Regions from separate parts of the Homo sapiens genome. Here all the other regions are linked to region 2. The links are chromatin contacts, found by Hi-C in ENCODE. All regions are on one chromosome and are shown on one strand. The core of a region is the stretch at or near the end of the contact, and the rest is flanking DNA. Distances in the headings are between cores, read along the strand shown. Region 1 holds the start of ACTR6 (actin related protein 6). Region 2 holds the start of POLR3B (RNA polymerase III subunit B). Region 3 holds the start of BLTP3B (bridge-like lipid transfer protein family member 3B).

Evidence for each region. Hi-C counts contacts between places; a loop is a spot of excess contacts on that map. Pooled maps may share reads with other maps.
Region 1: a loop to region 2 is called in a pooled map, with 18 times the contacts of the local background. The contact joins the promoter of ACTR6 here to the promoter of POLR3B in region 2. A Hi-C loop is called at or near these places in 6 of 50 pooled maps.
Region 3: a loop to region 2 is called in a pooled map, with 13 times the contacts of the local background. The contact joins the promoter of BLTP3B here to the promoter of POLR3B in region 2. A Hi-C loop is called at or near these places in 6 of 50 pooled maps.

The regions. Positions count from the first base shown.
Region 1 is chr12:100,199,436-100,202,179 of GRCh38, forward strand. It overlaps ACTR6 (actin related protein 6), which reads left to right and starts at 1,380. Exons shown (of 11, transcript NM_022496.5): 1 at 1,380-1,484. The coding sequence starts at 1,417. RefSeq lists a silencer at 324-683 and enhancers at 1,176-1,470, 1,444-1,643, 2,488-2,744.
Region 2 is chr12:106,356,338-106,359,037 of GRCh38, forward strand. POLR3B (RNA polymerase III subunit B) reads left to right here and starts at 1,411. Exons shown (of 28, transcript NM_018082.6): 1 at 1,411-1,614. The coding sequence starts at 1,543.
Region 3 is chr12:100,141,616-100,144,315 of GRCh38, forward strand. It overlaps BLTP3B (bridge-like lipid transfer protein family member 3B), which reads right to left and starts at 1,259. Exons shown (of 21, transcript NM_015054.2): 1 at 977-1,259. The coding sequence starts at 1,020. It overlaps BLTP3B-DT (BLTP3B divergent transcript), which reads left to right and starts at 1,440. Exons shown (of 2, transcript NR_186018.1): 1 at 1,440-1,728. RefSeq lists silencers at 674-923, 1,244-1,423 and an enhancer at 804-1,567.

The DNA.
Region 1 (2,744 bases), core at 130-2,629, 6.2 Mb before region 2:
AGGAGGGTGGATGGGGCAGGCCCCCAGGGGAGGCAAGGAGCGCCGACAGAAGGGCCCAGGCGCTTGCAGGGCGCGAGTTCCCACCTCAAGCACCGTGGCGGCTCCCGCGCTGCGCACCTGGAAGTGCGCAGGCTGCTCCGCCGCCTCGTCGGCGCGCTGGTAGCTGAAGCAGGCTTCTGCTATGTCCAGGTGGCCGAGGGGCAGCGGGTCGTGGGGGTTCTTGAAGTAGCAGAGGCAGCAGCGGCGCCCGTCCAACACGAACCGACGGCTGCGGTAGCCACGCAGTCGCGCTGGTTCCCGCGCGGTACCCGCCCCGGGCTCTGCAGCCTCCCCATCGCCGTCGCTGCCCTCCTCTGCCCGGGTTCCGGCCCCGGTATGGCTGCCTGCGCGCCAACCGTTTGTTCCCCGGCCCCCGCGCCTTCGCGCTGCGGCTGCTGCGCTCCCTGCCCCCGCGGTGCCCCCTTCCCGCCGCCCCGCTCCTCTCTCAGGCGCTCAAAGTGGCCTGGAATTTGTAGAACGCCCCCCTCCAAGCCCGTTGGCAGTTGTCCTAGCCCGCTGGCCCTTGCCCCCGCCCGCTGGCCGTTGCCCCCGCGACGCCCCGGAAGCCAGGTCCTGCCTCCCGCACCTGCCAAGTCCCCGCCCTGCCGGAGTCTCGCTCTGTCGCCCAGGCTGGAGTGTAGTGGAGCCATCTCGGCTCACTGCAACCTCCGCCTCCCCGGTTCAAGCAATTCTCCCGCCTCAGCCTCCCGAGTACTTGGGATTACAGGCGCCCGCCACCTCGCCCGGCTACTTTTTGTATTTTTAATAGAGACGGGGTTTCGCCGTGTTGGTCAGGCTGGTCTCAAGCTCCTGACCTCAAGTGATCTGCTTGCCTTGGTCTCCTAAAGTGCTGGGATTACAGGCGTGAGCCACCGCGTCCGGCCCAAAAGCCTTTTTTGGATGAGAAAGACTCACTCAGCTTCGTCCTGAAGAGCAAGTGGGCTGGGGAAGAGGAGAGTATGAATGTGAGTCCAAGAGCAAGTTTTGCACTTTTTTCTTCAAAGAATGTCACCGTCTGAAGAATGCGATTGGAAGACACACACACACACACACACACACACACACACGCAGCCGGTTCTCTACAGGATTAGAAAAAACTTGCGCGAATTAATCTGCGTAGTTAAAAACAAATACGAAATGAGCGAGAAAGCACATAGTAGTCAAATCTCGCCACCACATAAACAGGTTAAGTTTGGAAGCACAGCCCCTAACATTCGGTGCTGCTTAGCATCTCCGACTTCCGGCGTCCTCCGTTGCTAAGGTGACCAGAGGCGCGTCCTAACGCTCCGCCCAACAAACCATAGAGTACCGGAAAAAGCTCGAGCAGAGGGGTCGGAAAGGGAAAACAACTACGGCTGCGGTGTGGTTGGTGGTGAGATGACGACCTTAGTGCTGGATAATGGAGCTTACAACGCCAAAATCGGTTACAGCCATGAAAATGTGTCGTAAGTACTTTCTTTCTCCGAGGGACAAGATATATACGCCTAGTGGTTTCATGTGCTACGTTTCATCTCCGGACATCAATGAACTGCAGACACCCCCGCGCGGCCCTGACTTAGCCAGAGGGATTCCCTGGTTGGAGCTGGGTGGGTGATTGTGATGCTTTGAATTGAAATTGATTTTGGTTTTAGTTTTGGGCTGCGAGGCCCCGGAAGTGGGATATATGTTTTATTTCGTAACAGGAAATAGCCAAAGAAAATAGGCTTATAGAGATGCGTTCCTGACAGAAGGGTCCGTAAAGTTCATCAGCCTTTGGAAACTATGGGCACGGTGTTTGGGTGTATGCGGATTTTCCTGGGTACAAGATTATAGGTTTCATTAGATTCTCAAAGGGTTCTATGACCCTCCAAAAGTCTAAAAATCACGGTCTTAGGATCTAGAGGCTTTGAAGACTTTGGCCTACTGGCCGACCTAGTTGGTAAGGTCAATTAAACAGAAGTACTGTTAATACAATGGCATTCATAACATGTATAGTCATAAAATATATGTTTGAATAAATAAGCAAACCTAAAGACACGCCTTTCCTTTATCAAATTAACAGAGCATTAAAAAAAATTCTTTCCTTCCTCCCTCCTTTCCTTCTTTTTCATTTCTTTTGAAACAGAAATGAAAGAGGGAAATCAAACTGAGTAGGAATGTAAATTGTTACAATCTTTCTGGAAAACGTTTTGGCAATGTGTATCATTATCATTGTCACCGAGGCTGGAGTGCCGTGGTGCGATCTCAGCTCACTGCAGCCTGAATTCAAGTGATTCTCCCGCCTCAGCCTCCAGAGTAGCTGGGATTATAGGCGTGCACCACCACTCCCAGCGAATTTTTTGTATTTTTGTTAGAGACGGGGTTTCATCATGTTGGCCAGGCCGGTCTCGAGCCCCTGGCCTCAAGCAGTCTACCCGCGTTGGCCTCCCAAAGTGCTGGTATTAGGGGCGTGAGCCCTACACCCAGCTGACAAAGCAATTTTTTTTTTTTTTTTTGGAGAGGGAGTCTGGCTCTCTTGTCCAGGCTGGAGTGCAGTGGCACGATCTCGGCTCGCTGCAACCTCTGCCTCCCGGGTTCAAGCCATTCTCATGCCTCAGCCTCCCAAGTAGCTGGGACTACAGTTGCGCACCACCACGCCTGGCTAAGTTTTGTATTTTTAGTAGAGACGGGGGTTTCACCATTTTGGCCATGCTGGTCTGGAATTCCTGACCTCGTGATCTGCCTGC
Region 2 (2,700 bases), core at 161-2,660:
TGATTCTACTTTTGGTGTTTTTTCCATTCTTCTCGTATTTCAGATATCAGTGCAATACTTAGAAAATACGGCCGGGCGCGGTGGCTCACGCCTGTAATCCCAGCTACTCGGGAGGCTGAGGCAGGAGAATGGCGTGAACCCGGGAAGCGGAGCTTGCAGTGAGCCGAGATTGCGCCACTGCAGTCCGCAGTCCCACCTGGGCGACAGAGCGAGACTCCGTCTCAAAAAAAAAAAAAAAAAAAAAAAAAAAGAAAATACAAGTACTGAAATTTAAGTAGCTCTTTAGTAAATAAGAATAATTAACCTGGTGCAAGGGTTCTACCTTTATGAGGGAGAAATTGGAAAGCATATATGTACTTACAAATTTTCATAACTTTTCTTATCGTTGTAAAATATACATAAAACTTAGCATTTTAACCCTTTAAAATGATGTACAGGTCAGCAGCATTAAATACATTCACACTGTTGTGCAACCATCACCATTCTCCATTTACAGAACTTTTGCATCTTCCCAAACCGAAACTCCGTACCCATTAATTAATTGGTGCATTTTGCCTTGTTTTTTCTAATAGGATTTTTCTTTCTGTTGATTTGTATGAGCTCATTTTAAATTAGAGAGACCAGCCCTTTGTCTTCTGCCAATTTATTTTTTATTAATTCTATTTGTTGGTGATTTTTTAAAATCTGTTCAGAAAATTAAAAATTTTCCGTGGAATCATAAAATCGTGTTTAGATTATAAAATCCTTTATGATTTGACTGTTGCCGTCTTGAAAGTCTTCAACATCTCAATGTTATGAATATCTGCACTTACATTTTCTTCTAAGTTTTTGTTAACATTTCAATATTTAATCCACAAAAGATTCACTTACATGTATTTTTTCCCCAAATGGGTAATCAGCTCTTCAAACATTATTTACTGGACAGGCCATCCTTCCCCTACTAACGTAAATGTCATCTTTTCATATTAAATTTCTCCATGCGCTGGGTATTTACTCCTACATCTTCCATCTAGTGCTTTTGAGAATTTTCAACACTCTTCCATTACACGCATGTACCATCATTTATTTAATCAATCTTCTATTGGTAGGCATTTGGGACGTTTCCTGCTCTTCCATACTAAACAATGCATAGAATTTTGGACTACATTAAATAATTCTCTGCCTCAGTGGTTCAAGTTGCGTAAATTATGCGTTTACACTTTTCTTCGGATTACTTTTAAAATGACAACCACTATGTTTTGCTGGTCTCAATTACCAGAGAATTGGCAAGAAACCTGACAGCTGGGGCTTAGGATTCCCTGCGCCAGACCTCCGAGCTACACCAGAGGGCGTACTTTCCTTACTCGGCCTCGGCCACATCCGGGTTCCACCGCAGATTCGGGCAGGGAGCGGGCGGAACCTTTCTACCGCGTCTCTAGCTAACACGCACGGCGGGGACAGTTTAGGCCTCCGCGCACCGTTCGCCGGGAGTCTTGCAGTTTGCTTGGTGCAGGGAAGGCGGGCGCGGAGGTTCTATCTGTTTCTTCCTCCTTCGTGAGCAGCATGGACGTGCTAGCGGAGGAGTTTGGGAACCTGACTCCGGAGCAGCTGGCGGCGCCGATCCCGACTGTAGAGGTCAGTGCCAGGCACGCAGGGAGCGTCAGGGACAAGGATGCGCCCTGAGGGGGCGTTGCCCGGAGTGCTCGGGCCGCCAAGGGGGCGGGCTGGCGGTTTGTGCGCATGCGCCGGGCTTCTGCGCATGCCCAGAGCGTCGCGCTTGCGAGTCTTTTTTCCAGAGCCGGCCTCCGCGTGCGCGAGTGAAGGCTGATCCCAGAGGAGCTGTCAGCCGCTGCGGGGGCCGAGAAGCCCCGCTGCTGGCTCTAGGGTTGGAGCTCTTCCAGCATAGGTGTGCGTGGGGAGGACTGACCCTCGCACTTACTGTGGGGGACGTATTGCATGTTTGCAGTCTTACAGAGGACACGGGGCCAGGGAGCTCAGGCCATTTGCATGAGGCACCACAGCCGGCTGTGGGGGTAAAACCAGATCGTCTGAATTCCAAGCTAGTCATCTTTCCTTTTAACTTGAAGTTCCAGTTTGGGTTGCAGGGGAATTTTAAACGCCCTCAATATTTACTAAAGAATTTGCCTGTGTGTTTTCTGGGGGAGAGACTCCACAGCTTTCATCAGCTTCTCGGAAGTTAAGGACAGCTGCCCCACAGCGAGCTGCCCAGTGAAGTGCGGCTGTCGACATATTTTGTTATCTGATAAGGCACATTTTGTAATCTCTCTGAGCCTCAAAATCTACACTGACGTGGAATAGGGAAGTGGAGACGTGGCCGGAGAAGATAGCAAAGGAGAGATTTCAGGGAAAGAGAACAGGATACTTGAAACCTCCTCGGCAAGACCATTGGATGTTTTTGAGGAAGGAAAGTAAATCCAGTAGTATTAGAGTGAAGAAAAATAGAGGAGAAGAGATAAAAGACAGGGTTAAGTAAGGGTCTTGATTATGAAAAGTTTCAATAAACATCTGACAGAGCTTGGACTTTGTCTTGGAGCAGAGCTTTTGAAGGGTTTAAGCAGGAAAGTGACATGATCAGTAAGTCTATCGGATTATAAGAACCTCCTTGGCTAGGCGTGGTGGCCTGTAATACCAGTAGTTTGGGAGGCCAAGGCGGGCGGATCACTTGGGCTCAAGAGTTTGAGAACAGCTTGGGCGACATGG
Region 3 (2,700 bases), core at 9-2,508, 6.2 Mb before region 2:
ATACAAGTCTATAATCATACCCGTGTCTTCCCAAAATTAGTTAAAATTAACTTACAAATCGAACAGAAAGGGATCCTAACCAAGGGCTTTGAGTTCGCTGGTAACAACTTGGAACAAGAGCCTACATTTAGCCTGTGTCTTGAGACAAACACGGAGAAGCCAAGAGCAGTAACAAACTGCCAGCCTTACTGAGTCATGTTTCTGACTAAAACCGCGTTATGAAATGGAGAGAATGACATGTCTTGGGTTTAATCACCACAGATGTTAACTCCCTGAATTTTAGAGTTGCAGAGGAAAAAGAGCAAAAACCAAAAAAAAAAAATGTTCAGTAATAATGATGTGGGTCTCATAGGACTCCAGAAAGAACCTGCCAAAGCTGCGAACTCTGCTTATTTACCTAAAACAAATCCTAACTGTGCAAACAGGCACACCCTCTGATGCCACAGAGCGGGAACGCCAAGGTGGGAGGAATTCAGAACAATCACAAGGTTAACGTTCCACTGAGAACACAGCCTCCACTGAGCGTCCACACTGCGCCAGAAGCCCTCGGTTAACGGAACCGCTCTGCTCCAAGGGGAAGGAGCACCGAACTCGAGTTAGAGCCCAGCACATTAACCAGGCACTTGGGTGACGCCAGGCCACCTCCAGCCTCCGCTCAGTACCGCACAGAGCCGAGCCGGGACGCCCCCAGACGCCGCGCCGGGAGCGATCCCAGCCCGCCGCGCTCCGCACTCCGGGCTCCTCCGCGCGCCCACCCTGGGAGAAGACGCGTCAGGGGCCGATTCGTGAGGCCAGCCCCCGGCGCCGCCGGCGACAAGAGATCCGGGGCCGCGACCTCTGCCCCGGCCAGAGCGGGGAAGTCCGAAGGTCGCCTCCCGCACAGCCGCCAGGCGCCGCCGCCCCCGAAGCCGCAGGCTGACTCCAGTGCGGGCTGGGGTGGAGGCCGACTGGCGCCGACACCGAGGCGCTCACTGACCTGGAGAGGTGCTTCAAGATTTGTTTCTTGATGATCCCGGCCATGGTACCGAGGCTGGAGACGCCGCGGTCTCGTCCTGTTGCTCACTGCCTCCTCTCTTCGTGGCCGTCTCCTCTCTGTCCCGGCTAGCCCGGCCGGCGGAGAGGCGCTGATCGCTCACGACCGGGAGAGACCCAAGGCCCCGGCCAAGGCCACAGCCGCCGCCGAGAACCCGGAGCATCACGCTCAGGCCGCCACGGCCGCCGCGGGCGCCATCTTGGCTGCAGCATCACCTAAGAGACTCGGTGGAGGGCGGGGGCGGGGCGGCTCCAGGCGGGGCCGGCACGAGGCGGGGCGGGGCCAACGCCGGCTCTGGGCGGGCTCTGGGCGGGCTCTGGCTGGGCTCTGGCTGGGCTCTGGGCGGGGGCGGGAGGTTTGTGGCATTGGCGCCAGGGTTCTTAGCCCTCGCGACACAGGGCCCTTGACTCTCAATACACCATCCTTCTTGGCCTTAATCCTCCCTCCTTCCCTCTGCTGGTGTTCCCGCCTCCATCGCTGACCCGTCGCTGATTTTTACTTCCACGTCCTACTTCCCTTATTCATTTCCTCAGAATGTTTTTTATTTTTTTGCTTGTTTGTTTTTTTTTTTGAGACAAGTCTTGCTCTGTCACACAGGCTGGAGTCCAGTGGTACGATCTCGGCTCATTGCAACCTCCACCTCCAGGGTTCAAGCGATTCTCCTGCTTCAGCCTCCTGAGTAGCTGGGATTACAGGTGCGCACCACCACGGCCGGCTAATTTTTGTATTATTAGAGACGAGGTTTCACCATATTGGCCAGTAGGTCTCGAACTTCTCACCTCGTGATCCACCCTCCTAGCCTCCCAAAGTGCTGACATTACAGGCGTGAGCCACTGCACCCGGCCTCCTTAGAATGTTTTAAGAATCGGCCATTAACTCCTGTGCTTGCTTTGCTCTCTTGACCTACTCACCTTTCTTCATATTCTTCCTTAGGTTTTTGTTTTTGGTGTTTTTTTTTTTTCTTTTGTTAAGGTGTCCTGCCTTTCCCTTACCTAAATGTGGCAATTTAATGTTTCCTTTGGTTATTGCTATTCTAAGGGAAGTAAAGGTTGACAATGGTTCCTAGTAGTCTAGGACCTAGGAATTAGAAGGTGTATAATTCAAGTCCTGGCTCTGGTATTTTCTAGCTGTGTTATCCTGGGGAAAATAATTTCTTTACTATTAGTTTCATTTTAATCATCTGTGAAATAGATTAATCATCAGCCTTACCCACTTCACTAGGTTGAACCTAAAGGTGTAAATATCATATGAAAAGTTCTGTAAGGAAGGAAGGAAATTGTTGAACTAGGGAAAACTGTTACAATTCTACACCTCCACCCCACCCAATCCCAAACAGAGCTAACATTTTCAGAGATTAAAATGACGACTTCTGTCATCCCAGCACTTTGGGAGGCCGAGGCAGGCAGATCACTTGAGGTCAGGAGTTCAAGACCAGCCTGACCAACATGGTGAAACTCTGTGTCTACAAAAAAAAAATACAAAAATTAGCTGGGCATAGTGGCGGGCGCCTGTAATCCCAGCTACTCAGGAGGCTGAGGCAGGAGAATTGCTTGAACCCGGGAGGCAAATGTTGCAGTGAGCTGAGATCAAGCCACTGCACTCCAGCCTGGGCGACAGAGCAAGACTGTCTCAAAAAAAAAAAAAATTACTCAGTGTTAAGTCAAGTT